2 separate regions of the Homo sapiens genome follow, and region 2 is linked to region 1. Evidence: read pairs that join two places in POLR2A ChIA-PET (ENCODE). Cell type or tissue: OCI-LY7. All regions are shown on one strand. Each heading gives the region's core, and the rest is flanking DNA. Links, peaks and the distances in the headings are about the cores only. Region 1 has its middle 17 kb from the start of MIR4708. Region 2 overlaps FUT8-AS1 (FUT8 antisense RNA 1).

What was found. ChIA-PET counts read pairs that join two places held together with the same protein. Peaks named below come from ENCODE experiments on the same cell type or tissue, not always from the same donor. Only the 100,000 strongest peaks of a DNase experiment are listed, where the experiment ranks them.
Region 2: POLR2A ChIA-PET joins it to region 1 with 7 read pairs; 15 of 35 experiments call an interaction of 5 or more read pairs at or near these places.

Annotation. Positions count from the first base shown.
Region 1 is chr14:65,346,629-65,357,100 of GRCh38, reverse strand. It overlaps a transcript of FUT8 not described here. Among named protein-coding and RNA genes, the nearest start is that of MIR4708, 17 kb to the right of the region's middle. RefSeq lists enhancers at 1,065-1,154, 1-1,174. In OCI-LY7, for the core only: a CTCF peak has its summit at 3,862; DNase peaks (open chromatin) are centred at 3,810, 5,100 and 5,420; H3K4me3 peaks cover 1,674 bases; H3K27ac peaks cover 4,144 bases.
Region 2 is chr14:65,400,757-65,411,228 of GRCh38, reverse strand. It overlaps FUT8-AS1 (FUT8 antisense RNA 1), which reads left to right. Exons shown (of 1, transcript NR_024334.1): 1 at 1-637. It also overlaps a transcript of FUT8 not described here. Among named protein-coding and RNA genes, the nearest start is that of FUT8-AS1, 6.6 kb to the left of the region's middle. In OCI-LY7, for the core only: no CTCF peak of the experiment used is centred there; no DNase peak of the experiment used is centred there.

The DNA.
Region 1 (10,472 bases), core at 3,184-8,183:
CAAGGTCACACACCTAGTAAGTGAAGGAACCTGGCTCCCGCCAGAGTAAGTACTCATGGCTTCTATTAATCCAGATGAGACCCAGAAGCTCCCTTCTGGTTCTTACCTCTCCTGGGGAGAACTTTGTCCCAGTGCTTGCCCCTGACCACATGAGTTGAATGAAATCAACTCAGGTGGCACGGAAAAGAGGCCAGCAGTAGTGGCCTCAGTGCCTCTGCCAGATATGTGAGCCGGTGTTCCAGTACCCTGCTCTCTCCACATTTTACCTTTGGGCCTTTGTTTTTTTACAAAGCAGCAGTAACTCCCAGATGGTTTGATATCAGAGGTCATCACCCCACCTTGCTGCCTACTAAGGACATGGTGGCCCAGCCCTAACAAACCACAGAAAACTTGCATGCTTGTCTTCAACGGAAAGAAGAGAAGGCTTCCTGGTGGGCCCTCCCTAATGGAGCCAACCACAAAGCCAGCCATTGGACAGGACTCTAAAGTAAGGAAAGGCAGTCCCCTCCCAATTCCCCACCCACACTCTCTCACCTGCCACGTCAGGAAGTGTAGGGTGAACCTCTTTATACTCAGGTGTTAGTCATGCTTCCTATCCCTCCCAAGGGGGCATCCTAATATGGGATCCCTTGGAGGCAGCAATGACTCACCCAAAGGAATGACGCTGGTAACAGAACGATCATCAAATGATGATAATCGAATGAGGCTTTTTTTTTCCCTTTCTGCTATAGGAAAAAAAGAAAAAAATATATTTTTCTTTTCTTTTCTTTTTTTCTGAGATGGAATTTCACTCTTGTCACTCAGTCTGGAGTGCAATGAGGCAATCTTGGCTCACTGCAACCTCTGCCTCCCAGGTTCAAGCAATTCTCCTCCCTCAGCCTCCTGAGTAGCTGGGCTTATAGGCATCTACCACCATGGCTGGATAATTTTTGTATTTTTAGTAGAGATGGGGTTTCACCATGTTGGCCAAGCTGGTCTTGAACTCCTGACTTCAGGTGATCCACCCACTTCAGCCTCCCGAAGTGCTAAGATTACAGGCGTGAGCCACTACACCCGGTGGAAGAAAAAATTCTATTCCTCTTCACTGACCTCCTAGCTCCCCAGTTAGCTAAGGCTTTGTGTTTAGCGGTCAGTCTTAGTTCCTCATTTTGTCTTGGGGGTAGTGGTGGCAGCAGTTAGCTAATGGTTTCTCTATAATTCAAGGGTCAAACCCAAGAAGGAATTAGATGGCAGTACCCCAGAGGATGAGGTGGGGATTGGTTGGAGAGAAGCTAGGGCTTTGTGGATGAGAGAGAGAATTGGATTCTATGAGTCTGGAGCCTTGCGCCTTTTCTGTAAAGGGCTCTGGAGGTTGCTGGTGTCTAGGGGAGCAGTTGGTGCCTGGAAGTCAGAATGTCTCTGTAGGAGGGGTTTAGGGGCAGCAATCTGATTGAAAGGCTGGGAGGGGAAGAGGATGCTCTAAGCTGTTTACATGGCTACATACATGAAAATGAGAAAATATTAATTACCTACAACAAGGAACAGGGGATGCTGACCTAGATTACGGGGAGAAGATCTAAAGTTTCCTCAACACTCCTTCTACTACCACCACCACTCAAACTTGGCACATGACTAATACCTCAAGGACAATCTCTAACTATATAACCTTGGAAATATCCACAAGGGCCCCTGTGGCAGAGCCTGCAGGTAAAGTAGGCACTTTGAGGTGAAACCTTTTAGTCCAATAGCTGTGTCACATAACAAAAGTAGCAACATTAATAATGGTGGCTATTTTATTGGCTAACTCAATCCCCTGCCCCATTTTGCTATTACCAAGCAGGGCCCCGGATTCTAGTACGGCCCAACAGAAAAGAGGGGATTTCAATAATCATTAATATTGGGGATTGCACCAGCCAGGGCAAGGTGGGGCTCACAGCATGATTCCATTTGATTTTAAAAAGTAAAGTGATGTGCATTTCCTTGCTCCTTGGCGAAGTGGAGCGAATTCCTACCTGTTATTTAGGCATCAGTGAGAGAGTGGTGGAGCGGGGAGGGAGGCAGAGTGATCCTCAAATCACCAGGCAGTAGGAGAAGCTGCCAGGCTCTGCCCTCCTCCATTTGCCTTTAGTTGGCAAAAGACAAATTAGCCCAGCGCCTCCTGAGCTGAGTTTGCAGTGCAGAGTCTGCAAGAATGTTTGCTTGGGGAGCAGCACTGTGCTTTACCTCAGCAGGTGTAATTCCATCACATGATTGTCTTGGATCTGCTTTTCCCCACTCCAGCCTGAGCTTGCCAAGTCAGAGAACGATAGCTGAGAAATAAATAGTTCTTCTCTGTGTCAGCCCAGGAAACACTAAGGGTCCCTTTACACGGTATAGAATGAGCATTTTCTTACTGCTGGGGTTAAAGAAGGCCTCTCTCCCTGCCCTTGAGGCCTACAGCCAGAACTTTCTCTTTGCGGGAAACTCACTGGCTTCCACGGGAAGCCAGACTGGGCCCTGCGGCCTGCCCTGCCCAGCCCATACCCAAGCTTTACAGGTCGCCAACACACCAGTCAAAGGAGGAAGACTAGGGCCTTCACGGGGACACAGAGACAGGGCTAAGTGCTCTACTGCCTTGGAAACTTTCGGTACAACCTTGGCATCTCTAGCCCAGAGAGTTATTTCTATTGCAGTTTAAGGTTACTACCTTGGGCAGGTAACTTTCACCTTCTGGAAACTGCTGACAAGGAAGCTAAATAAGAGGGACCTCCCCAGCCCAAGCCTGGAAAGCTCAGCCATTCAGCCCAGGAGCCAAGATAAGGTGAGCCTGGTCAGTGCCAGCAGCCTGGGCCCACTCATGCCTAAAGACTCGTAGGGTCCCGTGAAGCCAGGTCAGTGTCTGACCTTCCTCTTTCAGGTTACAGATGTTCCCTCTGCATGTCTGTTGCAGGACTAAGCTGGCTTGAGAGACTCTGGGGTTTCTGTACAGCCCTGACAGGGACCAAGAGAAGAGAGACTATCACTGAGTTCTAGGGACTCCTTTTTTATTTTTAGTAGAGACAAGGTCTTGCTGTTGCCCAGGCTGTTCTCAAACTCCTGAGCTCAAGCGGTCCCCCTACCTCGCCCTTCCAAAGTGCTGGGATTACAGATGTGAACCACTGCCCTCAGCTTGAGTTCTTACTTGAAGTTCAGATTTCTGGGCTTTTTCTGGAATGAGACACAGTACAAAACCATAACACTTGATGTGATGTTTCTTTCTTTCTTTTCTTTTTTTTTTTTTTGAGACAGAGTCTTGCTCTGTCGCCCAGGCTGGAGTGCAGTGGCACGATCTCAGCTCACTGCATCCTCTGCCTCCCAGGTTCAAGAGATTCTCCTGCTTCAGCCTTCCAAAATAGCTGAGATTACAGGCACCCGCCACCACTCCTGGCTAATTTTTTTGTATTTTTAGTAGAGACGGGGTTTCACCATGTTGGTCAGGCTGTTCTCGAACTCCTGACCTCAAATGATCTGCCCACCTCGGACTCCAAAAGTACTGGAATTACAGGCATGAGCCACTGCACCCAGCCACTTAATGGTAGGTTTCTTATAAACCTACTGCATGGTTATATAAACGAGATGATAGAAAAGGAAATCTCTGTACTGTTGTCTTCAGTGCTTGTTAAGATACACAGTAGCCACTCCAGTGCGTTAGCCATCTCTGACAGGTGCTAGATTTTCCCCATTTGCTACTCATAATCTGCTCTCCACCCTTCTTTGCCCTGCTCTCTGCCCATGAGGCTGAGTCACAAGGATGACATCAGTAGGCTGCTTTTGCCCTCCAGCCTCTAGGGGTTGGCCAAGGAGGTTGGCATATTTATTTCTCTGGTTCCTTCCTGCCAGGTGGCCCTCTCTATCAGCTTTCTAGGTTCCTTTAATGGGTTCCATTGCCTTGTCCTTACAGACATGGTGGCGGTAGTGGCTCTTGCACTCACCAGCCCAAGGGTAGTGCACATCCCTTTTGCTTTGTCTAAGCCCAGTCCATGCTTTGTAAATAGTGACTTTATTACACTCTTCCTAAATGACTCAATTTAAGGGCATCCTTTTTTTTTTTTTCCAGGCTAGGACACTAACAGATGAAACCTTTAGAACATTTTGCCCTTATTACTATTTCTAAGTTAATATGGGGAAATTTTACTTGACTTTGCCCTCTCCTAACTTTTTGCACATAAAATTTTATTTTCTCTTTTTATTTTTCTTTGAGACAGGGTATACTCAGACTGGAGTGTAGCAGTGAATTCCTGGGCTTAAGCAATCCTCCTGCCTCAGCTTCCCAAGTAGCTGGGACATAACATCTAACATTCCCAAGTAGCTACTAGTGCATAACATCTAAAAAAAAATTTTTTTTTAATTTTAAAAATTAAAATTTTTTTTTGTAGAGATGGGGTCTTGGTATGTTGTCCAGGCTGGTCTCAAACTCCTGGCCTCAAGCCTTCATTCTGCCTTGGCCTCCCAAAGTGCTGGGATCATGGGTGTGAGCCACCGGGCTTGGGCTTATTTTCTCCTGGTATTGCTAGTTTTTTTTTTTTTTTTTTAGACGGAGTCTTGCTCTGTCCCCAAGGCTGGAGTGCAGTGGCGTGATCTCGGCTCACTGCAACCTCTGTCTCCCAGGTTCAAGCAGTTCTCTGCCTCAACCTCCCAAATAGCTGGGGTTACAGGCACCTGCCACCACACCTGGCTAATTTTTGTATTTTTAGTAGAGACAGAGTTTCACCATCTTGGTCAGGCCGGTCTTGAACTCCTGACCTCGTGATCCACCTGCCTTGGCTTCCCAAAGTGCTGGGATTACAGGCATGAGCCACCACGCCTGGCTAAAGTAGTTTTTTAAAATTTAAAATGTATACAATAATTTTTTGTTTTCTAAAAAGCAAGATCCTTACTGTAATTGCTTTCAGGAGATAATTTTAGATAATGTATTAGTTCGTTCCTTGTTGATTATAATAGAATATGTGGAACTGGGTCATTTATAAAGAAGAGTAATTTATGTCTTACAGTTATGACGGCTGGGAAGTCCAGGATTGAGGGGCTGCAACTGTGAGGGGACTCTTGCTGGTGAGGACTTTCTGTAGAGTCCCAAGGCCACACTGGGAATCACATGGTGAGGGGCTGAGTGAGCTCACATGCTTGCTTAGGTCTCTCTTCCTCTTCTTAAAAAGCCACTAGTTCCACTCTCATGATTACCTGCTAGTCTATTAGCCCATTAATCCATTAACCTATAAATGGATTAATCATAAGGGTTGAAACCTTTTGATCCAATCACCTCTTAAAGATTCAATACGGTCACATTTTGAGATTAAGTTTCTAACACATGAAATTTGGGGGACACATTCAAACCATAGTAGATAAATAAGGAAAAAAAAGTCTTGCAAATTTTGCATTTTAAACCAGCACTAACAGGTGTTTCCGACGCATGCTACGGCTTAAGAAGCACTGCAAAAGTCAGCTCTTCAAGCTTCTCACAGGCAGCTGTCCTAAGACATCAGCATCCCCTTCCCTCCATTAGAGCCTACACCAATGAGTTTGAGATAAAGCAATTTTATATAAAAACAGCCTAGTATCTCTATATTGGAAAGTCTGTCCTTAACACCAGGTTTTGAAGTCCAGGAAAGCTGTGTACGTTATTTAACTTAAAAAGTTAAATATGGGCCAGGCACAGTGGCTCACACCTGTAATCCCAGCACTTTTGGAGGCCGAGGCGGGTGGATCACCTGAAGTCGGAAGTTCAAGACCAGCCTGACCAACATGGCAAAACCCTGCCTCTACTAAAAATACAAAAATTAGCCAGGCGTGGTGGCGCATGCCTGTAATCCCAGCTACTCAGGAGACTGAGGCAGGAGACTTACTTGAACCCGAGAAGTGGAGGTTGCAGTGAGCAAAGATCGCGCCACTGCACCTAGCCTGGGTGACAGAGTGAGACTCTGTCTCAAGAGAAAAAAAGTTACATATGTATATCTATCTATATATTTAAATCACATATATATATGTGTGTGTGTGTGTATGTGTATGTGTGTGTATGTGTATATATATATATATATATATAACTTTAGGCCGTGCATCGTGGCTCATCTCTGTAATCCCAGCACTTTGGGAGGCCGAGGCGGGTGGATCACGAGGTCAGGAGATGGATTCCATCCTGGCTAACATGGTGAAACCCCGTCTCTACTAAAAAATACAAAAAATTAGCTGGGCGTAGTGGGGGCGCCTATAATCCCAGCTACTTGGGAGGCTGAGGCAGGAGAATGGCGTGAACCCGGGAGGCGGAGCTTATAGTGAGCCAAAACCGCGCCACTGCACTCCAGCCTGGGCGATAGAGCGAGACTCCGTCTCAAAAAAAAAAAAAAAAAAGAAAAACTTTAAAAGTTTTATACTCAAGGCTTTTCCTAGAATATACATTCCTCCATATTCCCTATTTTAAAAATTACCTCTTTGTCTCTCAAGCTCAACAACTTTTCTGTGAATCTCTTGATCCTTGCACATCTGGCATGAAAATATCCCAAGTTATCTGCATTGGCAGATGGAGCTGTGCTGAACAGAAGCTTTATCCTGGATTCGGTCCTCTCTCCCAGCACAAGCACCTGACTCAACTTCCGAAGTGTGGAGAACGTTATGGAACTTCATCTTGCCCTAGTTTACCTCCTCCGACTTCCAGTCCTACCCACTTATACTTCTTCCTGGTCCAAATGGATTATCCCCCTAATTTTTCCCCTTAAAGATATCAATAGAAGATTGATTATCCACACTGTATGCTCATTATTGTCCTGCGTTGCTCCTTAGAAGCTGTTGCTAAGTAATGCTAAGTACTAAGCCAGGTTCCTGTGGTCTGCTCCCGCACCCTAGAAGGGTCTTACGTGAATTGGGCTGGGATGAGTTCCAGCACATGGGAACTATAGGAAAATCTGAAACAGAGGCAAAAAGTGACCTTAGGAATGAAGTCTCCTTTACATTGATGATGTGTGACCTGTTCTCCTCATTCTCCTCAGCAACTTCAGACTGGCTACTTCTTTTTTTTTTTTGAGACAGACTCTTGCTCTTTGTCCAGGCTGTAGTGCAGTGGCACAATCTCAGCTCACTGCAACCTTCTCCTCCCAGGTTCAAGCGATTCTCCTGCCTCAGCCTGCTGAGCAGCTGGGATTACAGGTGTGCACCACCATGCCCGGCTAATTTTTTTAATTTTAATAGAGACAGGGTTTTGCCATGTTGGCCAGGCTGGTCTTCCCCAGCGAGTTTTCACCAGCTCTAGCCCAGCCTGACCCTTTTTCTAGTGAAAGGCAGGTCCCACTTGACTGTTATTTTCATCCAAAGGAATGAACAGCCAGAGCCTCTTACTTCCCAGTATGTAGTAGTGGTTATCATCAAGCAGTTGATTACATAGAGCTTTGTTTGGGGAATATAATTCTTTACAAGTCTGGCCGTAATAAAATACAGACTTGCCGCTAAGATTTGCGGGGCCTTGGGCACGAGTGCAGATGGAAGTCCACATACTACATATATAAAAGTTGTAAATTACACTAACAAACGGATAAATAAAATATTTCAATTCCCCTATACTGACAAATATCCCCTCATAAACACAAAATATACACACAGATACAAATATACAGCCCTTGAAAAAGAGAAAGAAACGGGCTAATCTGGAAGGCCAGGTTCAAATATGGAATTCTTGAACTTCTCAGAGCTCCATGCGGGGACATAGTGGAATGGAAAGAGCTGGCCCCTGACCCACCCCCCACTTATCTTCCTAGCCCAGGCACTGTCCCACATGACAAAGGGCCTTGAGTACATTCACGTAGACATGACCAAGCTCCATCCACATTCCCACTCTTACCTCATCACACTTATTGCACACCTTTCATGCCTAGGAATAAGTACATTAGTGGTACAGTCTGTCCTTGGGGAAGTGTACCTGCAGAAGTGGCCCAGGCCCAGGAATTAGGCTCTAGAAGGGGAATATGGGCTCTGAGTGGGAACATCCCATTGGTGGGTTCTTTCCGCCATGAGAGGTATAGCCAAAGTGGGCCAGAGTGAGGCCCTCTAAAGCATGGGATCCTCTAAAACATGGGACCATAGGCAGAGGGCACAGCCAGTGAAATAAGATAGCTTAGATGGAAGATACACCCAACAGTAGGGAAATCACTAAAGAGGTCATGAAAGCTCCAGGTAAAATGGTGGCCCCGGAGAGGAGAGGAGGAAGAGATAGAGATTATCTAGGAAGCAGATCTGAGCAGACACACAGAGTGCAGAAACCAGTGCTTCGGCAAATGCTACCTGTCCTGGCTTCAGCCCCTGCCCAGAGTACCCACACTTCTCTACTGGGCCCTGAAGACCCCTTCTTTGCCTAAGCTAGTTGGAGTAGGTACTGTTACTTGACAAAAATAAAGTCTTGACAAGATACTACTTCGTGTCGCAAAAGAAACCGAAGTTTCCTAGAGAGAGAGAGATGGCAGAGAAAGAAAAGGGCTAAAGACAGAGGTTTGAGAAAGACATAAAATGCAGAAAAAGAGAAAGAAGAACCCAAGTAAGAGTTGTGACAGGAGTAGGGAAAGAACTAGCTCACTCGGGTGGGCATTTCAGAAAGAAGAGCTGGTCGGTTGGAAGATGAGGCCTGAGTAAAGGTCACTGGAATTGATGACTAAAAGATCACCACTGACCTTCAAGATAGCACAACTAGAGATGAGTGTTGGCAGACAGATGTGCCCAGCTGTGCTGGGGAGATGGAGCAGCAGCTGTTCACACATGGCCCAGGGCTTTCTTCTGCCCTGTATGGGTGTGAGTATGACCCCCCTGCCTGTTTCACAATCTCCTTCTACTGAGCACACTGGGGAACGCTGGCACCCTTGGGGCCAAGGCAGATTTGAAGTGTGTTAAAGAACAGGGTGTGAACTGCCATGATCCCGGATGTGACTCCCTAAGGACAGAGTGTCTGGAAAAAAAACCAACCAACCAACTGAAGAACCACTGGGTTTGGGGGGATCCCTAGTCTTCACCTGAAACACTGGGAATTACCTCTTCCTCTTATTCTGCATTCCCTTAGGATGTCCCTTAAGGACAAGTCCCAGCCCAGGTAGGTAGCAACCTCCGCTGCTCTGCCTGCCTGCCAAGGTGAGCCAGCTTCTCATTTCCTCGTCTTGTCTCAAGGGGTGTGTGTGTGTGTGTGTGTGTGTGTGTGTGTGTGTGTAGGGGAGGATCCCCTACAAAGTCTTTCTTCCAAATCCCAGCAATTCGGCCGGGCATGGTGGCTCATCCCTGTAATCCCAGCACTTTGGGTAGCCAAGGCTGCAGGATTGCTTGAAGCCAGGAGTTCAAGACCAGCCCAGACAATATTGCAAGACCTCATCTCTACCAAAATAAATAAATAAATAAATAAATAACAACCAAAACCAAAAAGTTGCCGGGCAAGGTGGTACACATTGTATTCCCAGCTACTCGGGAGGCTGAGGTGGGAGGATCATGTGAGCTCAGGAGGTCGAGGCTGCAGTGGGCCACAATTGTGCCACTGCACTCCATCCTGGAGTGAGACTCTGTCTCAAAAAAAAAAAAAAAAAAAGTCTCAGCAATTCGAGGATAACGACAAATAAGTAAAGATAACTTTTTATTTAAGGAAGCCCATCTATGACTCCCTGTTAATACAGCTGACAACAGGAGAACCCAGGCTATGAAGCCTACAGAGCATTTGCAAGGGAGGTAGGCTACCTGTAGCTAGAGAAAATGAACCATGGCACAGCCTGGGCCCAACTTCTCCACTGTGACCATTGCTCAGAGACTGCCATATAAGAGAGAATTTCGGAAGTGTGAGGTTTGACCCTCACGATGGACCCACTGCTCTGACTGGCTTGCTGTGAGCTGTCACCCCCACCCTATTTCTCCTCAACCTTCAACCACAGTTCCTAACCTGAGTGATCACCAAGCTGGGTGACCCCCACTGCACCCCCTGCCAAGGGTGAAAGGGAGGACAGAGTCCACTGGCTGGTCCTTCCTGCTAAGTTTATGAAAAGGGAACAGTGTCAGCAACGTCTCCCCTCCCCTGACTCAGCAGCGTGCACTGTCAGCACTTCCAGCCTCCCCGTGACAGTGCACTCCATGGAGAAATAAAAAATAACTGCTCGTTAGAAAAATGAGAGAGTCCTGACCTTTTCCCATTGATTTTTCCCCTTTTTTGATTTAAATATCTGCAGCCTGTGGGTGTTAGCATCCCGTCAACTTTCTCTGTGAAGCCATTCCCCTCTTCACAGGAGACAGGATGTTTTTTAACCTACAGATGAAGTTTGCTTTTCTTCTCTGAGGACCTAAAGGGAGTTTACTAAACAATATTTTCACATATTTCACTCGATCCTCTTAATTGCCTTGTGAAACAGGTATTATTATCTCCATTCCACAAGAGAGAAACAGATGTTCTGAATGGTCCAGTGACTTGCTCAAGGCTGCTGAGTTCGTAGGTCCTGGACCTGAGAATTGACTTCTGCCCCCTGACTCTAAAGTCT
Region 2 (10,472 bases), core at 3,397-8,396, 54 kb before region 1:
CAGAATTATGTTCTAGCTCAGTTTGGGTGTCATCATTCAATAAAATAATTCAATAACAATTTGTAAATGCATGGATGCTCTCTCCCATGAGATTTCTGTACTAAACGTATAAGCAGGACAAAATTCTGGTATAAAAGTGACACACTTTGGTTGTTGGAAATGAACACAAATTTTAGACTTATGTGGGATTAAAGGTAAAAATCTTACCAGTCATACTTTAGATAATTTTTAGAAGTCAGAGGTGGGGTGGATATTTACTTCTTAGTTTAAACACAGCATTTTAAAAATATTTTAACAAGCAAGCGTAACTTTTTTTTTTTAAGATAGAAGAAGCAGGAAGGATCACTTAAGCCCAAGAGTTCCAGGCTGCAGTGCCACATCGTGCCTGTCAGTAGCCACTTCAGCCTGGGCAACATAGCAAGACCCTCATGTCTAAAATTAAAAATAAAATTTAAAAAAAAGAACTACTTCTAGTTGGTTAATAATCATGATAGTTTACACTGTATAATACTTTGAGATACCCAAGTACAAAGCTTTACATTTGCCTAAAAATTCCATTTTTGTCTGGTGTTCCATTTTTACTTCCAAAATCCTAGGAATTAAAGCACTTATTTTCCCTACCTCCTTCCAACTGAAAAAAAAAAAAAAAAAAACCTGTCCTAGGAATGTTTTGCCCAGGATTTGGTGCATTTGTATAGAACAGTATAATATACGTTAAAATAACAAATAACTTTGGTATCTCTTGAATACACTCAGAAACTAATTCTTCAGTGGTTTTGAAGTCTGCTTTGTTGAATCAATGTGCTTCTCCACCTGTGATGGAACATTATTATCAAAACCCTTTCCAAGGCAGGCTCAGGATTTAGCTGCCATCCCAAAACTGGAGGTCTCTGTCAAACAACTGATATTTGAGAACAAGTCTTTACACATTAAGTTCCAAGCCAATCATGAATTTCCAGGAAATTCACTTATGAAAGGGAATTTTATACCCTGCCTCTTCTCAGTGTGGATAACAGTCCCAGCTTTTAAAAAATACATTTATTTTACTCTCTCCAGACAAGAAAATTCCTAGAACTCAGTCGTTCTCTTGCCAGGTTAAATTCTGAGAGAGAAGGAATCCCCCAAAAGGTTCTAAACATCACTGGCCATCAGAAAGTATCTGTGTCAAAAGCATTTTTCCACAAGCTGCAGGTCCCACCCTGTTGCTGCGCTCTCTCATTCTCTTCTCCCAACTGCTTGCCTCTGCTGCTCATCACTGCCAGTTTGTAATAGTTGCTTAAGTAAGTACAGGTACTCCACCTCTTACTCCACCCCTCCCTCACCAAACTAGGTTTTGGACCCATCTTTGCTTATCCCAAAAGTTAAAGACAAGTTCTGTTCAACAAAAGATTAGACAGAACAATCGTTATGATCTGTTATACAACAAGTAACAGGGCCTTGTCAGTGCATTGTTTTCTTGTATATAGCCTCGGTCAAATTCTTAACCATCAGCTAGAGCTATGGGGACTCGGGTGTCCCGGGGCAAGAAGGAGTCAACCCTTAGACTATGGAAAAGATCAAAATGAAAGTTAAAGTGAGTACATGAGTGGCCATTTTATTGAGAGATTAGCTAGATCAAAGTTAATGAACGTGAATGCTATCACATTTCCTAAGTTGTGAACATTCATGTAGAAACTGGTTTGAAATTTACTACCATTTTATTATGACTGTAATAAAAATAATAGCCAAAGTGTAATAGTGCTGAGCACCAGGCCTCATGCAAAACTCTTTACCTCCACCATTTAATTCTCAAATCAAACCTTTGAGGTGGATCCTGTTATTACGGTGGGGAGATCTGTGGAGTTCCAGCAAGGGGTTGAGGCACTCAGAAGGCTTAGCATAAGCTACTTACCAAATAGTTTAGAAATTTTTCTATCTCTACCAACGTGTACCAACTGACTGTCAGCCATGGAAGCATTCTGAATAATTGTTAATTGTTCTCGTTGTTTTATAATTGTTGCTCTAGCTACATTTCACTTACAGGATCCGATTTTCCAGGAAGTCATCCAAAGGGCAGCATTGTTATTGCCAAGAGCAAGAAGGGGTGACCTTGAGATAATCATTTTACCCATCTGGGCCTCAGTTTTCTCATTTGTAAAATAAAAGGGTTGGACTAGGTAAGTTTTAGTTGTTCGTCAGTTCTAAAACTATAAATCTAGCCAACTTGACACACCATTGACAATAACTACAAAAATGAAATATAGGGAAAAAAAGTCTATATTTTCATTTTTATTTTTTAGAGACAAGGTCGCAGAATGTTGCCAAGGCTCGTCTTGAACTCCTGGCCTCAAGCTGTACTCTTGCCTCAGCCTCCTGAGTAGCTAAGAATCTATATTTTCAAATTCAATGTGTTTTAAGTCACTTTTGAGCCAGCTCCTTAAACAAACTCTATACCTACTCATTAAAAAGCCAGAGCAAATCTTTCCCATTACAAGAGTAAATGAAGTGATTGATTTAAAGACTGATGAAACTAGCCAGACTATCCCTCCCTATGACTTGCCTCCATGGCTGAAATTTCTGTCTTCTCCACTGGGATAAAGCAGCATATAGTTCACACTATTGATTTCTAATTGAACATTCACTCCCGTCCTTCCTTATTAATAGGGCTGTTTATTTTTGTTTTCATCTGCCAATTCTTTAGGTAACCACCCAAAACTCCAACTACAGAAAGGCAACTCAATTAGCCAATAAATGGGTTCCCTAATATGGTAGGAGATTTATCATGCTTACTCTCTCTTTCCAGACATACAAAAAGATTATATTTTTCCACACCCACCCCCAGATACCCTCCTCCCCTTGCAGTTGGGCTGGACCATGTGACTGACTAGCTATAGCCACCAGTCTGTAGTGGGTTGTGGGCAGAAGTGGTATGTGTCAATTCCAGGTAGAACAGTTCATGGCCAGCGTAAGTCCTTACAGTGTTTACTCTTCTCCAGACTCAAGACCAGTATTATCTTGAAAGTATCGGTAAAGCCTCTCTCGGCTTAACTTCCAAAAAAAAGGACAAGGTAGAGCAGCCTGCCTCCCATTTTCATCTGGTTTTAATAAGAAATACACCTTTGTAGTTTAAGCCACTGAGATTTGGGGGCATTTTTCAATGCAGTATGACCTAGCATCTAGGTTATGCTAGACTAGAATATGCTAGAATTAGAATAGTCCTAGACTATTCTAATTGATACACTTGAAAACCATTAGGACCAGGATAAACTGGCCCAATCAGACTGAAGGAAAGGATTTTCAGTCCATATCTGGGGGAAGGAGTTCTCTCTTTCCTGCCAGATATGAGCAAGTCAACCTGTAACCCAGATTGCCATTGGCAGCAATCTTGCAAGAGGAACTAACCTGAAAATGAAGTCAACCTACTGGCGATGGCAGACAGATAGAAAACCCTTGCAGATTTGATTGAGCTGTGGTCATACCACTCCTGAAAACTATTCTTTCCTGGACTATTAATTCTACAAAATAATAATTATGTTTGTTTGTTCCCACCATAACACTGTAAGCAAAAACTCTATCTTGTATATCTTTAATTTCATCTCAGTTCCTAACACAGATATGTCTCAAGAAGCACTAAAACGTATTGGATATAGCCAGCAATTATGGCTCATACCTTCACCTCAACATTTTGGGAAGCCAAGGTGGGAGGATCACTTGAGGCCAGGAGTTCAAGACCAGGCTGGGCAACCATAGCAAGACCCCTGTCTCTATTTTTTTAAATATATTGGATACATTAAAAACATTTTAATGTAATAGATCATACTCTTGCCTTCAGAAAAAAAAGTATTATCTGTATTAACAAGGAGAGAGAGTAATTTGATTCAATCCAATCTTCTTACAGATGAAGAGATTAAAACCTTGTAAGACATTACAAGGTTTATCAAGCTCATATAGCTTTGGTATGGCAAAATTGAAGTAGGGAAATAGCTAATAATTTCTTCATCAAAATTGACCATAGTTTCCAACTTAGGATAGAGAAGTATTGAGCCAGTATATTACTCTCAGACTTACTAGCTTTTTTGTAACCACATCACACCAATCTGGTTCAACTTTTATGTAACAAAGTTGTGAGTTGTTTTTCAGTTACCAATGGCCCCCCAGTTTGAAGGTCACCTAACCTGAACATGCCCAGATGAACCGAGTCTGCAACTACAGCGGGAACCTAAGTGCTCTGACTGAGGAGTGAGGACTGAATTAAGAAGGGGACACCACATTGTAGGATCCAGGATCTAATCGTATCAAGCTTGGCATCACCCCATGGCAGGATCCAATCAAATCATACCTCCCAGCATCACCTCATTGCAAGATCCAATCAGATCACATCTCATGACTTTATGCTTATAAAACCTGGCCCAGGCCAGGCGCTGTGGCTCACACCTATAATCCCAGCACTTTGGGAGGCCGATGTGGGCAGATTACTTGAGGACAGGAGTTCAAGACCAGCCTGGCCAACATGGTGAAACTCTGTCTCTACTAAAAAAATACAAAAATTAGCTGGGCGTGGTAGTGGGCACCTTTAATCTCAGCTACTTGGAAGGCTCAGGCAGGAGAATCATTTGAACCCAGGAGAAGGAGGTTGCAGTGAGCCGAGATTATGCTACTGCACTCCAGCCTGGGCAACAGAGCAAGACTCCATCTCAGAAAGAAAGAGAGAAAGAGAGAGAGCGAGAGACGAAAAGAAAAGAAAAGAAAAAGAAAACAAGCCCTGCACAGGGAGACAGAGTTGAGCATATCTTCCTGTCTCCTTGCGGTTGACTTGCAATAAAGCTTTTATTTTCTCAAAAGCCAGTGCCATGGTATTGGCCATTGGCCTCTATGCACATTAAACAGTGCTCAGTTACAATCTGACCTTGGGCAAGTTACTTAACCTCTCTGAGCTCTGGTTTTTCCATCTATAAGAAGGGATGATGTCCCCTAGCTCATGGGGTTGTATAAAATAAATGACTCAACATACAAAAAGCACTTAGTACAATTCTTGACATATAGTAAATGTTGTATACATTGCAGCCCTATTAAATGATGTTTATTCATAGCTAAACCATTTTTATGCATTAGGATAGATCCTGTTCTCCTTTACCATTCATTTAATTCAGACCATCGACCTGTATTTTATCATCTCATATAATTTTAACGTATACCTATATTAGTGTGTGGCCAGCACCCACCTTTCCTATAGGAACTACTGCTCTCATGCCCACATTTTTATTATGATGGCAGCGAGAGCTGTGTGACCGCTGTCCATTGCCCACACCTAATTGGTCAAGAGGGGGACACCTGACCCAAGATGGGACAATGAACCCATTCCTCCAGAATGTTTATAGATGTGAGAAGAGAGATTATCTCAGGCCTCACCTAGATATAAAATCTGGGAGAAGTCATTAGTCATTTGCCAAGTGGAGAAACTCATTCTGCATTAGAGAATAAAGTCAGTGGAAAGAGGAAGCAGAGAAGACAGAAGTATCCTTATACTGGAATTCTCAGTTCCAGGTTTTGCTGACCAGTAGTTGAATTTCTGCCTTTTCTTCTGCTTAGGCTCCTCTGTTTCTAGGCTTTCCCTGTATCCTTCCAATATTGTTTCCATCTTGCCTAAGCTATTTCCAGGTAGGTTTATTGTAGATGCAATTAATGCAATAATATGCTCTATTATCATAAAGTAAAAAAAATAAGAAGAGGAAAAATTTTTAGATGTATTACTTTTCATTAATGACCTGGATGATACCACTAAGAATATGACCATCAAGTTTATGAAAGTGAATCAACAAATTTTTATAAGATACTAACTATATGTAAGCTCCCAGTAGAAGACACTTCAGATTTACCTTCCTATATCTTTTCTCATTTTTCCATAATCACAAATCCCCATTTCTGGATAGTCCTATTGGAACTCAACTAAAATCTTACTTTTCCTAGTCTCCCCTGCAATGGATGTGGCTGCATGACTAAATTCTGCCTATTGAGATCTAAGCAGAAATATTGTGCAGTGCTTACATTTTTTAAAAAAATCATGAAAATGAAGGAGATGCACCCTTCTTATCGCTTCTCTCCATCCTATTACCTGAGGCATGATGATGTGATGACTGGAGCCCTTTCAGCCATCTTGGACCATGAGGAGGATAGCTGTACCCTGGGAATAACATAATAGTGACTGGGAGGGAGCTGGCTCCTTGACAACTTTGTCAAGCCTCCACGCCAATCCTGGATTGCTCATTTCCAAAATTATTTTGTGTAAGCTGCTGTTTTATTTAAGCCACTATTATCTAGGTTTTACTGTTATATGCCACTAATTCTGATACTATTGATACAATAATACCATTGCAGTTTAATAAATTCTGATACTATTGATACAATACCATTGCAATTTAATAAACTATATTGAGTTAGGCTGGATCAATAAGGCTGTATAAAAAGGAGCAAGGCCGGCGCCGGGTGCAGCAGCTCACGCCTGTAATCCCAGCACTTGGGGAGGCTGAGGCAGGCAGATCACGAGGTCAAGAGATCGAGACCATCTTGACCAACATGGTGAAACCCCGTCTCTACTAAAATACAAAAAATTAGCTGGGTGTGGTGGCACATGCCTGTAATCCCAGCTACTTGGGAGGCTGAGGCAGGGGAATTGCTTGACCCGGGAGGCAGAGGTTGCAGTGAGCTGAGATTGCGCCACTGCACTCCAGCCTGGCGACAGAGCAAGACTCTGTCTCAAAAAGAAAAAAAAAAGAAACAACGCTGGGTGCAGTGGCTCACACCTGTAATCCCAGCACTTTGGGAGGCCGAGGTGGGTGAATCACAAGGTCAGGAGTTCGAGACCAGCCTGGCCAAGATGGCAAAACCCCATCTCTACTAAAAATACAAAAAAATTAGCTGGGCGCTATGGTGGGCGCCTGTAATCCCACCTACTCAGGAGGCTGAGACAGGAGAATCATTTGAACTCAGGAGGCAGAGGTTGCAGTGAGCCGAGATCACACCACTGCACTCCAGCCTGGACAACAGAGTGAGACTCTGTCTCAAAGAAAAACAAACAAACAAATCTGGCCCCGCACAGTGGCTCACACCTGTAATCCCAGCACTTTGGGAGGCTAAGGCGGGTGGATCACCTGAGGTCAGGAGTTCGAGACCAGCCTGACCAACATCGTGAAACCCTGTCTCTACTAGCGCCTGTAATCCCAGCTACTCAAGAGGTTGAGGCAGGAGAATCACTTGAACCCGGGAGGTGGAGGTTGCACTGAGCCGAGATCATGCCATTGCACTCCAGCCTGGGCAAGAAGAGCAAAACTCCATCTCAAAAAAAAAGAAAAGAAAAAGAAACAAATCTAGAAAGGCTCTTGAAAGAACTATTACAGAAACAAGTACATATTATTATATTTTAAAAATTAAAAATCCAAAAATAGACAATCTGGGGAAGGATGGGTAGGAGCAAGGTCATAAGGAAAAATTGCAGCCAAAAAAAAAAAAAAAAATTAACCACTATCAGTATGATATAAATACTTGCTCCAGCAAGAATAAACCTTGCTAAAGTCACTAAAGTTCCAATGTTCAGCTTTTCAGAGGCAAAAATTCTACCTTATATGTTAACCCAAGGGCAAATTAGAGTCTGATGGGAAAACACTAACTCTAACCAAACTGACAAAAGTCTGAAAAACCAGAGGCCCTCTTGAAAGCAGAGATCCTGCCTATCTGTCTTGATCCCCACCATGTAGCATATTTATTGAATGAGTTAATTAATTTTCATTGCAATATAACTGCCAACAGGATTGAGAAACATAACCTCTGGTTAGTCAGGATCTTCTAGTTTCCATGGGAACAAGGCCATATAAAATCATGGTTCAGAATGTTGATTCTAACTATATTTGAATCCTTGCTCACCAATTAATAGCTGTGAGACCTTGGGAAACTTTAAAACTCTCTGTCTCATTTTTTCATATCTGTAAAGTAGGAATAATAATAGTATCTACATCATAGGGTTGTTGTTAGTATTAAATAAGTTATTACATATAATACTCCTAAGAACAGAGCCTGACACTGAATAAGTACACCATAAATATTAGCCATTTATGGCTCTACAAAAATCCTAAACTAAAGCAAGCCTTTGCAGACCCTATAATTATCTGATCTAAATCCAAAATCAAGATAACATGAAAACAGAATCTAAGGAAGCAGAAGAAAGAAGTGATTGACAAGATTTCCTAGACCAAAGTCTGAATGTCATTTCAGTTCTGCAGTACATGCTATAACACAACTGTTGGTATTTAAAGCAAGGACTAAAGGTTCTAAAAACAACTCCCTATAAATTGTGCTGGTGTGATTTACAAGTAGACTTATAAACCTACATAGATAGAGGTCAAGTGGGGTTAACTTGTATTTATTTCAAGACTGATCATTTAGTTTAAAATATACTCCAGGCGGGCACAGTGGCTCACACCTAAAATCCCAGCACTTTAAGAGGCTGAGGCAGGAGATTGTTTGAGCCCAGGAGTTGGAGACCAGCATAGGCAACATGGCAAGAACCCCATCTCTACAATTTTTTTTGCTTTAGACGGAGTCTCACTCTGTCACCCAGGCTGGAGTGCAGTGGCGCGATCTCGGCTCACTGCAAGCCGCCTCCCTAGTTCATGCCATTCTCCTGCCTCAGCCTCCCAAGTAGCTGCGATTACAGGCGCCTGCCACCACGCCCAGCTAATTTTTTGTATTTTTAGTAGAGACGGGGTTTCACCGTGTTAGCCAAGATGGTCTCGATCTCCTGACCTTGTGATCCACCCGCCTCGGCCTCCCAAAGTGCTGGGATTACAGGTGTGAGCCACCACGCCCAGCCCCAGATTTTTTTTTTTTAATTAGCTGGGCATGATGGTGCATGCCTGTGGTCCTAGCTACTTTGTAGGCTGAGGTGGGAGGATAACTTGAGCCCAAGGTTGAGGCTGCAGAGAGCTGTGTTCATGCACAGCATTCCAGCCTGTGGGACAGAACAAGACCCATTCTCAAAAAAAAAAAAAAAAAAAAAAAAATCACACTCCATCTTTTGGGCTCCTACACTCACATATCAAAGGGCTGAGAAGACTATGCAACTTACTTGAGCTCTTTAAAGTGCAAGGACCCAGGAATCACTCAGTTTACTTCAAAGAAAGAGGGGCTTGTTTAAAAACACAAGAACTGAGACTTACCCCAGAGCTGAAACACTGTCGGATACTGAGGCACCTAAAAAGCTGCGCCTCCATGTCTCTCACGTTTCCGCATTCCCCATGGCATTCCTTTTCCTGCTCTTCTCTCACTACCAACTCAATCCCTTTTTTTTTTTTTTTTTTTTTTAGACAGGGTCTCACTCTGTCACCCAGGCTGGAGGGAGTGCAGTGGCACAATCTTGGCTCACTGCAACCTCTGTCTCCCGAGTTCAAGTGATTCTTATGCCTCAACCTCCCCAGTAGCTGGGATTACAGGTGTACACCACCACAAATTTTTTTGTATTTTTAGTAGAGATGGGGTTTCATCATGTTGGCCAGACTGGTCTCGAACTCCTGGCCTCAAGTGATCTGCCCACCTTGGCCTTCCAAAGTGTTGGGATTACAGGTGTGAGCCACCATGCCCAGCCTTTTTATTCTTTATTCTACCTTTTGGTTACTGCTCCCTTATAATTTTGGATCCCTTATAATTTCATCTTCCTTACGGCATAGATACTATCTTAACTTGCAAATTCTCAGTTTCCTATTACACATTCTCCAGAGAAGGAAGTCTTGTTAGGCCCGCATATCTCTTTCTTCCAAGCCATGTCATAGGTCTTCTGGCCTTGAATCAGGTGTTACTTTGGTCCAAACTACTTCAAGGTGGTGGTGGCTACCCCTTCAGCAAGGGCTATGGACATGGGTGTAGCAAACACAGGAACTGGCTGACATCTTTGGTACCCTGCTATACTTTTTTCCCTTGCTTTCTCCTTCAATTTTCTGCAATTCTCCTAATCTCTCCAATATTCACTCATAGATCTTACCATTCCCTCCTTCTATTCCCAGTACTTAGCAATTCAGTTCAGCGTCAGTCCTCATATTGGTTTTTGCAAATTCCCCCGTGTGTTGTTTCCAATAATTGTTGGATTTGGTTCTGTTTATGAAGTCAAGTGGGCTTTTGGAGCTCATCTTTACACCATGTAGCTTCTCACCAACTGACTCAGCCTCCCTTACATTGGTCTGGTAAAAGGTGGGCTCAGGAGAAGTTATGAGTTATATAAGTGCAACCCTCATGGCTTCTTTTAAAAATAGCAAAAAGGTGAAAGCGGTATGATAATGGTACAAAACTGTCTTCATATAAGAAAGACAGCCCTTTTTTTTTGAGACAGGGTCTCCCACTGTTGCCCAGGCTGGAGTGCAGTGGCACGATCCTGGCTCACTGCAGCCTCAACCTCCCAGGCTCAAGCAGTCCTCTCACCTGAGCCTTCCAAGTGGCTGGAACCACAGGTG